Linked DNA regions of Homo sapiens: region 2 is linked to region 1. Evidence: chromatin contacts called from ENCODE Hi-C or POLR2A ChIA-PET data. All regions are on one chromosome and are shown on one strand. The core of a region is the stretch at or near the end of the contact, and the rest is flanking DNA. Distances in the headings are between cores, read along the strand shown. Region 1 overlaps RAD51B (RAD51 paralog B). Region 2 overlaps LOC124903334 (a long non-coding RNA gene).

The links. A loop is a pair of places that touch in the nucleus more often than their neighbours do. ChIA-PET counts read pairs that join two places held with the same protein, here RNA polymerase II (POLR2A). Pooled maps may share reads with other maps.
Region 2: a map of sigmoid colon shows a loop between it and region 1 (2.7-fold over the local background). The contact joins two enhancer-like sites. A Hi-C loop is called at or near these places in 15 of 168 maps with a recorded cell type or tissue (CD4-positive, alpha-beta T cell, Calu3, PC-9 and 7 more), 10 of 37 single-sample maps with no recorded cell type and 24 of 50 pooled maps. POLR2A ChIA-PET finds 5 or more read pairs at or near these places in 4 of 52 experiments (MCF 10A, PC-3, PC-9 and 1 more).

What each region holds. Positions count from the first base shown.
Region 1 is chr14:68,245,865-68,250,862 of GRCh38, forward strand. The region is part of intron 7 of RAD51B (RAD51 paralog B); the gene reads left to right. Among named protein-coding and RNA genes, the nearest start is that of RAD51B, 430 kb to the left of the region's middle. Within about 2 kb of position 2,732, at least 26 of the 41 ENCODE cell types and tissues checked have a DNase peak (open chromatin) inside an H3K27ac peak, as active enhancers do; they include PC-9, prostate gland and sigmoid colon, where a contact is called at or near this core.
Region 2 is chr14:68,518,743-68,523,740 of GRCh38, forward strand. LOC124903334 (a long non-coding RNA gene) reads right to left here. Exons shown (of 3, transcript XR_007064223.1): 2 at 3,873-4,998; 3 at 1-3,679. It also overlaps a transcript of RAD51B not described here. Among named protein-coding and RNA genes, the nearest start is that of RAD51B-AS1, 160 kb to the right of the region's middle. Within about 2 kb of position 2,314, at least 17 of the 41 ENCODE cell types and tissues checked have a DNase peak (open chromatin) inside an H3K27ac peak, as active enhancers do; they include PC-9, prostate gland and sigmoid colon, where a contact is called at or near this core.

The DNA.
Region 1 (4,998 bases), core at 1,482-3,981:
GTGGTGGTTGTCAGGAGCCGGGGAAGGTAGTGCGGGGAGTGAAGGAGGGGAGACAGCAGTGTGCTTATTTTCAGTTTGTCAGCTGCTCTGGAAAATGGCCAAAATGAATGAGATACAACAAGCCTTCAGGGCTGCTGTAAGCCAAGGAGAGACAAGGCCCCTCCTTTTAAAAAGCTCTGTGGAATTTAGACTTAAAGTTTTATATGTTATTTTGTTTAGGGTAAATGTGAAATCCCTAAACACTCCCCAGGAAATGTTAGCTCCCAGGAACACACAGTGGGCCCTAACTCCCTGGACAGAAGTACGTCTTGAGGGAGAAAAAAGAATTCAGCACCATTCCATGAAGCCTCCTGGCTCTGTTTGGCCATGGGAGAAAGATTGATGAGAACCATGATTAGATCTGTCTCTGTGGCCTCCAGCAGATTATTGGAAAGCCTTGAAAAAAAAAAATCTTTTTGACAAAAAAGGATAGAAGTTCCAGTAGACAGGGGAAAGAAAAGGGCTAAATCTTCCAGGCCAAAATATGCCAGGGTTTGTACAAACCAGGGAGATGGAGCAAAGCTGAGCACTTTTATGAGAAGAGGCACTGGCATCAATCTAAAGGAGAGAGAATCTGGGACATTTAAGAAAAGGGGGCTTCCATGTGGGAAGAAGGGCTTGTGAACCCAGTGTGGTTGTGAATTCTGTAACGGAAGTCACCAGCTGGGCTTTTTCTAGGCAGGAGTTATCTTCTTTACTGGCAATCATGTTCCAAGTTTAATCTCTCCTCAGTGTGACTTTGGTCTCACGTTCACATCATGAAAACTCCAGGCTGTTTTTTGCTATACTCCTGAGTAATGTTGACATTTCTAAGGAGAGAGGAAATCTGGATAAATAGAGTTCTTTTCTTGGCATTGTTAAAAATATTACTAAAAAGAGCAAAGGGTGTTTTCAGAGCTAAGTGGAAGTAAAGTCTTTCTTTGCAATTTTGAAAGGCCAGGTAGGTGGCTGGGTACGCACTTTCTTGTAGCCTGTTTGTTTTAGCCCGCAGTGGTTTCTGAGCAGCTCTAAGTTCTGATAAAGGACACAAACACACCCATGCTACAGTGGCCATCTCACTTAATGCTGTCTTTTCTATCCTGTGACTGAAGAGCAGGGGCTCTTGTTCATGCCCAGTAAGAAGTAAACCCTGAACTAAACATCACACACTGAGAATCTCTTCATAATCTAGGCACAGATAATCTTTAACACTAAACTACTGTGAAATTCTACCAGCATTAAGTACTGTATATTGCCCTGTGCTTGGATAGGCTGGCTAACTCGTAGGAAGAGAGCACTGTATGGTATCCTTTTGCTTTATTCACCAGCATTTTGGGGGAACATTTCTTTTACATTTTAAATAAAACTTCAGCTTGAAAAAAAAAATGTATGTAACTTGTAGGACATTTCTGAAAATTACATTATAGCTAGTCTATCACGGATTTTGAATTGTCTTTAAATTTTGCTATCAAAAGCAGAACAACAACTTGTCATCATAGAACTGGAAGGCATGGTTATTTTGTTTACCTCTTACTTTTTGCCCATTTGGAAACTGAAATTGCTTAAAGTTACATAGCTAGTTAGTGCAGGAACGGAAATGAAAAACTATTTCCTGATGCCTGGTTTATCACAATGGAAGGCTCTGCCCACAAGAAGGAAAGTTCAGTTCAGATTCCCTGTAATTTTAAGAACTTTCATGAATATACTAATTTTAGTAGAAACAACTAACCAAGATGGCTTATCATTCTCAACGGAACATAATTTTAAGGAGAAACACTTGGAATAATCTAATTTTAAACTGTAATGCTAATTCTTTATTAGTCTATTTGGGGGATTTTTTATATGTTGCATGACATACTTGCACATTTTCCTATTTAATACTTCTTTTAATCCTGAAAGCACTTATTTAAGAATGATCACTAGCACTCCAGGACAAGTTAAATACAGAAAGCCATATACATATAAATGGCAGACATAACTGCAAAAAGAGAACAATATAGTGAGGGAAATGGTCTTCAGGGTGCTGCAAAGCGCTTTATAGTTACAAAATGCCTTCATGTACATTTCTAATTGATCCTCAGGACAGTGTTGTAAAAGGAGGAAGAATGTGTGTGTAAGTGTACAGCTGTTTTCCAGAACACCAAATCGAAGCTCAGAGATATTGCACAACTCACCAGCACAGCGAGGAAGCTACTGAATTGGGACTCACACTCAGACCTTCACCCCAAGCCCATAGCTCATTTTATTACTTCATAATGCGTTAGTTGCAGAAGTAATAATACTTTAAAAAGCAATCCACATTTTTTCTGTTTACTCTTTCCTCTCTTCTTCAGGACAGAAACTGTACTTTCCTTGTCCAGTTCCAGTTTGTATTATTGTATTCATGGTATTTACCTTACCTGGAGGGAATAGGCCTTTTAAATATCATTAAAATTGGGTTTTTGAGGTTATGTTCTTTTCTCCTTCACATCCTAAACTTCAGACCTCATGCTCTTTGGCCTTCCATTCAATTCAAATGAGAAGGGCTGTTGTAATTGTTGGCAATGCCTCCCCAGGCTGCCACTGTATGTGAAGGATCTTCATGTTTGGAAAGAAAAAAAAAATGCAGTTTAGTGAAGTTCATGATTCTACTTTTACTCTTCTAACATAGCCTTTTTTTTTTAATTTATTTGTTTGTTTTTACATGTAACACTAGGTGGCAGAATAACTACACCACAAAGCACCACATCCTTTGTTTCTCACTACTCTGGGGAGTGGGTATCTGAATAGTGAGGCATAAAACCATCTGTGGCTACATGAGATTGGACCAACCAACAAGGCCAATATTTTCTTGACAGGGAACTGGCTGCAGTGATTCTAAAACGTATGCTTCCAAGATACTGTCTTTAAGATTTCCATCTTTCTTTTTTCCCCAGCTCCCCTGGATTTTAATTTCTCTGCCCCATTGCACTCTGCTAGCAGAGGGCGGACACAGCCTGCAGGCAGCTGCTTTGAAATGGCAGATTGGGATGGATGTGCCCATTGGTGCTGGCACCCTCGCCTTTGTGTGGCAGTGGGTCATGAAGGGTCTGGGGGTAAGGCACCTGAGTCCTTGCCCGAATGGCACCAGGCCCTCTGGCAGAGGGGCAGCAGTGGCTGGGCTGAGTCAGTTGGAAGATGCTGCCCTCACTAACTCAGGTTTACAGAACAGGTGTTTTTAAAGAGCAGTCTGATCCTGGTTCAGCTCTGTCACCGGTTTGGAAATACTGCCGTGCAGTCGGTGGGTCATTGCCTCTCAGTTTCTTCCTAGCAATTTGCTGGTGTCTGCTACCCTGGATGCCTCACATGCCACAGGACACACTAAGCTAAATAAAGCAGAGCAAGTTCTGTCTTTCATGTTGTGAAGAGTATGAACTTGGGCTGCGGAAATACTTCTTTGGATTTTTGCTGAAAAAGAAAAGAATAGCATTAAAACAAAACAATACTTACCAACTAGTAATAATACTCTAAGTATACCCTACATTAAGAAACTCCTGTAAAACCAAGTCTGAATGTATAAAATCGATCAAACAAAAAGGTTGTATTTTAATTACAAAAGCGTTCTTTGTAACTGGAACCACAATCGGATTTCATTAAATAGTGAGCTTCTGATGTGAATTGTAAATGTTTTAATCTACAAAAAAAAGTACTTAAATCTTGACTTTTCAGGAACCCACTTGTTATATAAAACAAAAACCAACTGGACTATAGTTTTACACACATACTTACATCACACCCTCACCACTTTCCGACTGGGAATCCTAGAGTATTTTTTAGTGTTTAGCTGGAGGTCCAGGTAGTGTCCTAATTTTGCACACACAGCCCTGGTGACATGAAAGGGCATTGTTGAAATGACCAAGTGAGTCATGGTAATCAGGGCAATCCTGTAGGTTAGAGATATGGGGGTCTTGTTTATTTGTTTGCCTGCTAGAGCTGCAATTCTTTCATAAACTACATGACTTTTGAAAATACCTCAAACAACATATATAAATCAGACCAAGGATATTAATCTCAGGCCACCGCCATAGTGAGGCTTTGAAGCCAGGGGAAGGTGGTGAGACCTTCTTGTTTGTTAAGGAAGAAATGTCATAAAAATTCCAAAGCAGGACTCAAATTTCCAGGGGAGAGGGCCTCTTTATTGTTTCCTCTAATAGCTGCTTTGGCGCTTTAGTGAATAAATGTGTTGCACAAAGTAACCCTAGATGCATCTGAACTTTAGTCTGGCTTGGCTCCCACTTTTGTATTTAGCATCCATTCTGAATTATTTATTTAAGATATTTTTGCTGTTGTTTGTCACTCCTTCTTCCTGTCTCCCTACCAGTCCCCCTCATTCGTCCTGTCTTTATTTTTACACTTCTCTAATTAATTGATATCTTCTGCTCTTAGCACTGCAGCAAATGTGCCTGCATTTTTATGTGGATCTTCACTATGCAGGCTATGCTTTTAAGTTTCTGGAATAGAATGATGGTAAAAATGAGTCATGGCTTGTTTCTATATTTGTTTCTGAGTCAAGAAGCTTAATTTTCTTACTATAATGCCTGAGATATCAAGCTATACAGTTTACTTTTAAGGGAAACAATCACAATTTCATCAATTCCTTTAAGTAGATGTTTTCAAATATTATAGAATTCTTTGGATTTGTGTTTCCAAAATGAACAACACAATGGTAGTGCTATTATTGTTTTAAGGAGAAAAAGAAGCATATCCAAAATAGGTAAAATCTTCCCCTAAATCCCCTGGGAACAGGCCTATGGGTGTTGCCCTGGCCTGCTCACAGCCCCAGGACAACCGGCATTAATTCACTGAGGGCCTCATACCTACATCTCAATGACTGCTTAAACCAGATACCTGAGGGTCTGGGGTCTAACAGAAGAAAAAAGGAGAGTAGAGCTGAGGGTTATGGAACATTCCCAGGAAGGGAGAGAATATCAGAAAATGCAAGACTGCCCCAGTGCAGCAGCA
Region 2 (4,998 bases), core at 1,064-3,563, 270 kb after region 1:
TAGCTGAGGCCAACATCCTACACTAATTGCATTTTCTTTCTTGGAGCTCCTTCTCTTCCCCTTCTTTGTTCTCTGGCTTGGAACCCCTCAAGGTCTCCGAGAGCCAGTAACCAAAACAAACCATTCAAAAAACGAAGGATTTAGGGAAAAAAAATTAGGGGATGTGACATTCTGGACCAAACAGTGGCCCTTCTATGCCAGAGCCTAGGAACCAGCATTTGGAGGCATCCGGCCACTTCCACCCAGTGGGCATGCTGAAATCAGTTACTATGGGCTTATCAGAACTGATTGCACAAACCTTTTCCCAACTTCACAATCATGATGTCATATTTGTAGCTTGAGTTGACCAAGGTGGGAATATTTATACCACAGAAATCAGCAAGCTACAAACCAGGCTTTTCCACCTCCAGAGCCAGTTGTTAAACATTTACCGGCACACCAGTGCCTCCACTGTGGCTATTGTCACTCAAAGTATGATTCTCAGACCAATTACATAGGAATTTCCTAGAGATCAGAAATGAGGTGGGGCAGGAGGGTTGTTATTTAACATGCAGATTTCCTGGCCAACCTGAATTAACTGAATCAGATTCTCTGGAGGTAGAGCCTGGGGAAATGCTTTTTAGCAAGTCCCTGAGGTTATTAATAAATTCAATAAAGTTTGAGACTTCAGCCTTAGGGAATAGGAGAAAAGAGTGGGCGTGCATCTGACTCTTGGCATCTGGAAGGAACAGCTGGCTTCAGTCCCAGTTGGCCTAAGAATGGACAGCTGTTTTCTCTCGAGATAGAAACTTCATGACAGGAAAAGAGGTGGGAATTTTGGGGTCTCAGCTACCCACTGACAACACGACTGGTTCTGCCTTGGATCTCAGGATGAATCCATTTTCCAACTTGAGACTTTGACCCAAGACAGCATGAGCAAATGCCCAGATGTATGTAGAACGTGGAGAAAGTCACCGTCATTTGCACCATTGGTGGGACCAGTGGAGCCCAGGGAAAGCCCAGAGTCAGTTTTCTGTATTAGATTGCCCAGGACAGCATTTTTCTTTCAGATTTGTCTAGACATTTTCAGGATCTTTCCCAATCAGGCATGATTTTGTAAAGCAAAGACCTTGTTGACTTCATCCCACTGAGCTGGAAGAGAAGGTCTTCTAAGGCAGAAAGAAAAAGAGAAAAAAAGGAGAAGAGAGAACGTTTCTTTGCCTAGATGTAAAACAGAAAGTTCATAAGGAGCTTAACTCTGCTTTCGCCTTGTTTTGCACCTGCCTGAGGGAGTGGTTTAGACGGGGACAAGTAGTGTGAAAACAGAGCTAGTTAGTAAATGCAAGAGCTGGGGTTTGGACCCCAATTTTTACAGCCAAAACAAAACAAACAAACAAACAAACAAAGACCAATGCACTTTCCTCCTAAGCACAATGCAGTATTTTTTCCACATGCAGTTGGAACCCAGAGGAATCCTTAATGGGCAACTGGGGTAGTGACATAGGACATATATGCTCAAAGTACTGTGAATTCCTAAACCATCAGAGCCCCCATACCCTGGTGCAAATTCCAAAACATAATCCAAAGCCACATGTAAAACTTATGGGATTATAGGCAAGTAAATTATGAACTATTAGATTACTGGCTATTAGATTATCCACTGGAATGGATAACTGAGAGTCAACCATATTGATACATATCATTTAGGCACTCCCCATATTAGACAGTTAAGCTTGTAGCTGTTTGCTAAGTTCATGATCATGTGATCATTTCCTATACATTTGTTCTAACTGTTCAGGGCTTTAATTAAACATATAACTTCATCAAATAGGAGGAGGAAGAAACCAAATAGCTCCTCAGGAAAACAAGATATGAGCTCATATGTATTTTTTGCCAGGTTTCATGGCCTTTCTTTGTGCCCAGAAACTCTTCCTCACCCTAGGACCCATCTTCACTTTAATACTATCCATTCAACAAATACATAGTGAGGACCTACTGTGTGCCAGTTAGGGTGTGGGGAAGAACAGGAGACAAACCACCTGGTCTCATTCTCATGAATTTTACAGTCTATTGGGAAACAGGTATTACACAAGTCAATATGAAAATAAGTAAGTGATTATACATTGTCCTAAGGGCTGTGAAAGAAAAGTACAAGGTACAAAGAGAAACGTCAATAGTCCTGAAAGGTTGACTGCATCAAGAACATGTCCATGGAGACCAGGCTGATGGAGTTTTTGTTTGGATTGTTTTGGGTGGCAGGGGGTAGGGGTAAGGGCACATGGAGCGTTTTGTTTGAGGTACTTGAAAGGGAGATGTCAAGTAGGCAACTGAATATCCAAATCAAGAGAGTCTGTAGTGGAGTGGTGACTCAAGCCCGCACCTGGATGAGGTCATAGGGATGGAATGTCTGAGGAGAGGCAACAGCTGGGGCCTGCTCTCTGGGCCACCCATATGCAGAGCTCACGAAGGAGGCACTCCCAGAGAGGAGGGAGTCCCAGAAGCCATTTACAAAGGGTATTTTATGAGTGGGCAACGTGAAAGTACCAACATCAGAAAAGCACCTCAGGACCTCCAGGTCCTGACTCCCCACTCCTCCCTTCTCATGAGCCAGGCAGGCTGTCTGCAGGCCAGCCAGTGAATTGAACTGGGGCTCTCAGAGTCTGAACAGCTGGCCATGTCTTGGACAGTGCTTCATGACTCTAAGTTATTACTTTCTGTTCCTTTCCTAGTCCCTAACTCAGACCCAAGCTCTTTGCTCCCTGGAGTTTCTAAGTGTGTAGGTATTAGGAAGAGAGCAAATAAACCAGTTCACACAGATGTATGAATAATGTTTAACCAGCCAGTTCTCTTTGAGATATATTGTTGTAAAGAAGCAAAACTAAATGTCTAATCTGTGGAATTTCAGGCAACCTTATACGTTTCAGGTGGTGCCCTTGAGAGGGAAGACCTTTTGAGCTGGGGCTGCCACCCTGTTCCCTTCTAGCTTCCCTGCACTGTTCCTGCAGCAGCTTCTTTTCTTCCTCCATTTCTGAATCCCCAGAGTCTTGAAAACCTCCAGAATTTTCAGAGTGGTTCCTTTGGCACCAGTGGCCATGCATCTGACAATTACAGTAGCTAACATTTATATGTAATTGTTAGCCCCTCATATTAAACCTACATTAACCCTATGTTAAATGAAGTTAACCATAACATAGGGTTGCTGTGACTTCACAGCAAACTTCAGCCCTATGTTAACTGACTTCACAGCAACGCTATAAGGTTGGGTCGGTTACTCTTCTCTGGGTGAGGCTGTGGCTGGATGAGAGATGTTTGTTAGCTGCCTGTGGACACACAGCTGGCAGGCTGAAATTTGAAGCAGCGTCTTGCTCCCAGTCCACACTCAGGGCCGTGTGAGTGGGATGTGAGCCTGAGTCTGCCCTCCCTTGGGTTTGCTGTCCTGAGAGAACAAAAGCAAATCCGTGTTCTGGTTCTCTGAGATAGCTCTTACTAGACCTGGCTCAGTTTGACCCCTTTCTGCTGCTGGAAAGGAGGACAGTGCAGGTCAAAGCCCTGGTTGCTGATTACAGACAAGATGGGAGTCATGTGGGGTGTCAGCTTCTGTCTCCTGAGAGAGAAAACCGAAAAATGCTACCTGAATTTCCAGGATGAGGTTGAAGGCACAATCTTTTCAGGCCAAATCTCTTGGGCAGAATTGAAGAGACTGCAAAAAAAATATGGAAGTTACCCTCACCGTTTCTGGGATGTCTGAATTCCTCCCTCTCTGGAATGGAGCCGCTGGAAGGCTCCATAATCCTCCCTCTCCTGGCTCAGAGGCCCAGCTACACTTTCTAAAACAACCCAGAGCCATCTGATTTCAAGCATGTACCGGCTCGTGTGTGGAAGACAGTAATTACCTCCATTCCAGTTAGGAAAGCTGAAACCTGCCTTTTTCATGCCTCAAACAATTATCGAAGTGCCTTTTGAAGCTCTGGATAGAAGAGAAAAGCAAAACAAACCAAAGAGCCAATTAGAGCCTGGGATTTGAGGGTGGCTTAGTTTTGTGCAGTGGGACTTGGGAGGAACTGTGGGAGAGGGTCAGAGGTCACCCCAAACCTCCAGCTGCCAACCAACTTTGCCTGTGCCAAAAGAACATTATTTTGCATTGAAAATCAAGGCTCCTCTCCCTGACTCAGGAACAATTTGCAGGAACAACCTCTGCATCAGCTGTGAAGAGGGCTCCCTGATTAAATAAGGCCTGGAATGCATTTGATGTTGAACAAAACAGTTCTCTGACAGCTTTTCTTACTTGCCATTAGAATGCTTCCCCTTCAGCTGAAACTTGGTAAGATAAAGTGAATCCCCGGGGACCCTTTTGTTTTGGTGTACATATTTGAGGAATTTTTGTGGCCTGTGTTCCATTTGGAGTTAAGGTTCTTGGTCCCTGAAGTTCTTCCAGGCTTGGTGGTAGAAGCTGGCAATTCAGAGGCAGGCTGTGATGAGAGTAGAAAGCGGATACCAGGCATGAGGGCAGAGGAGAGCAAGTGGCCCTGCCCTGGGATGGGAAGCCTGAGGGCTTTTTTACAGTCCCCAAGGAGAGTTCCCTGACATTCAACACTGCCACAAGGCGCAGAGTGGAAAGTGGAGTTGGGGCATGGTGGGGTTGAAGCTGGATTAGAATGGACTTGGCCAAGATCTGTTCGTGATGTCTGGGGTGGCCTTTTGGATTAACAGGATTTGATTCACTGTGAAGGCAACGTAGCACTGTCTGGGAGGTTCCCTTTTGAGTTTGGGTGAGAATCAGGAAGACAGCCAGCACCAAAGAGCCCTGAGAGAACCCACTATGCCTTATTTACATCCCTAACCCAAACTGGATAGAGGAGCTTTCTCTTGGCCCTGGCATAAGTGCCCGGCTTTCCATCTGCCTATCATTTACCCCCTCAACAGTGGGCTTTGATGTCTACCCTCCACTACAAGAAAAAGCATTTGTAGGAATGCCTCTTGGTGTATGTGGGGGACTGCCCCTTAGTATAGGGAAAGTTG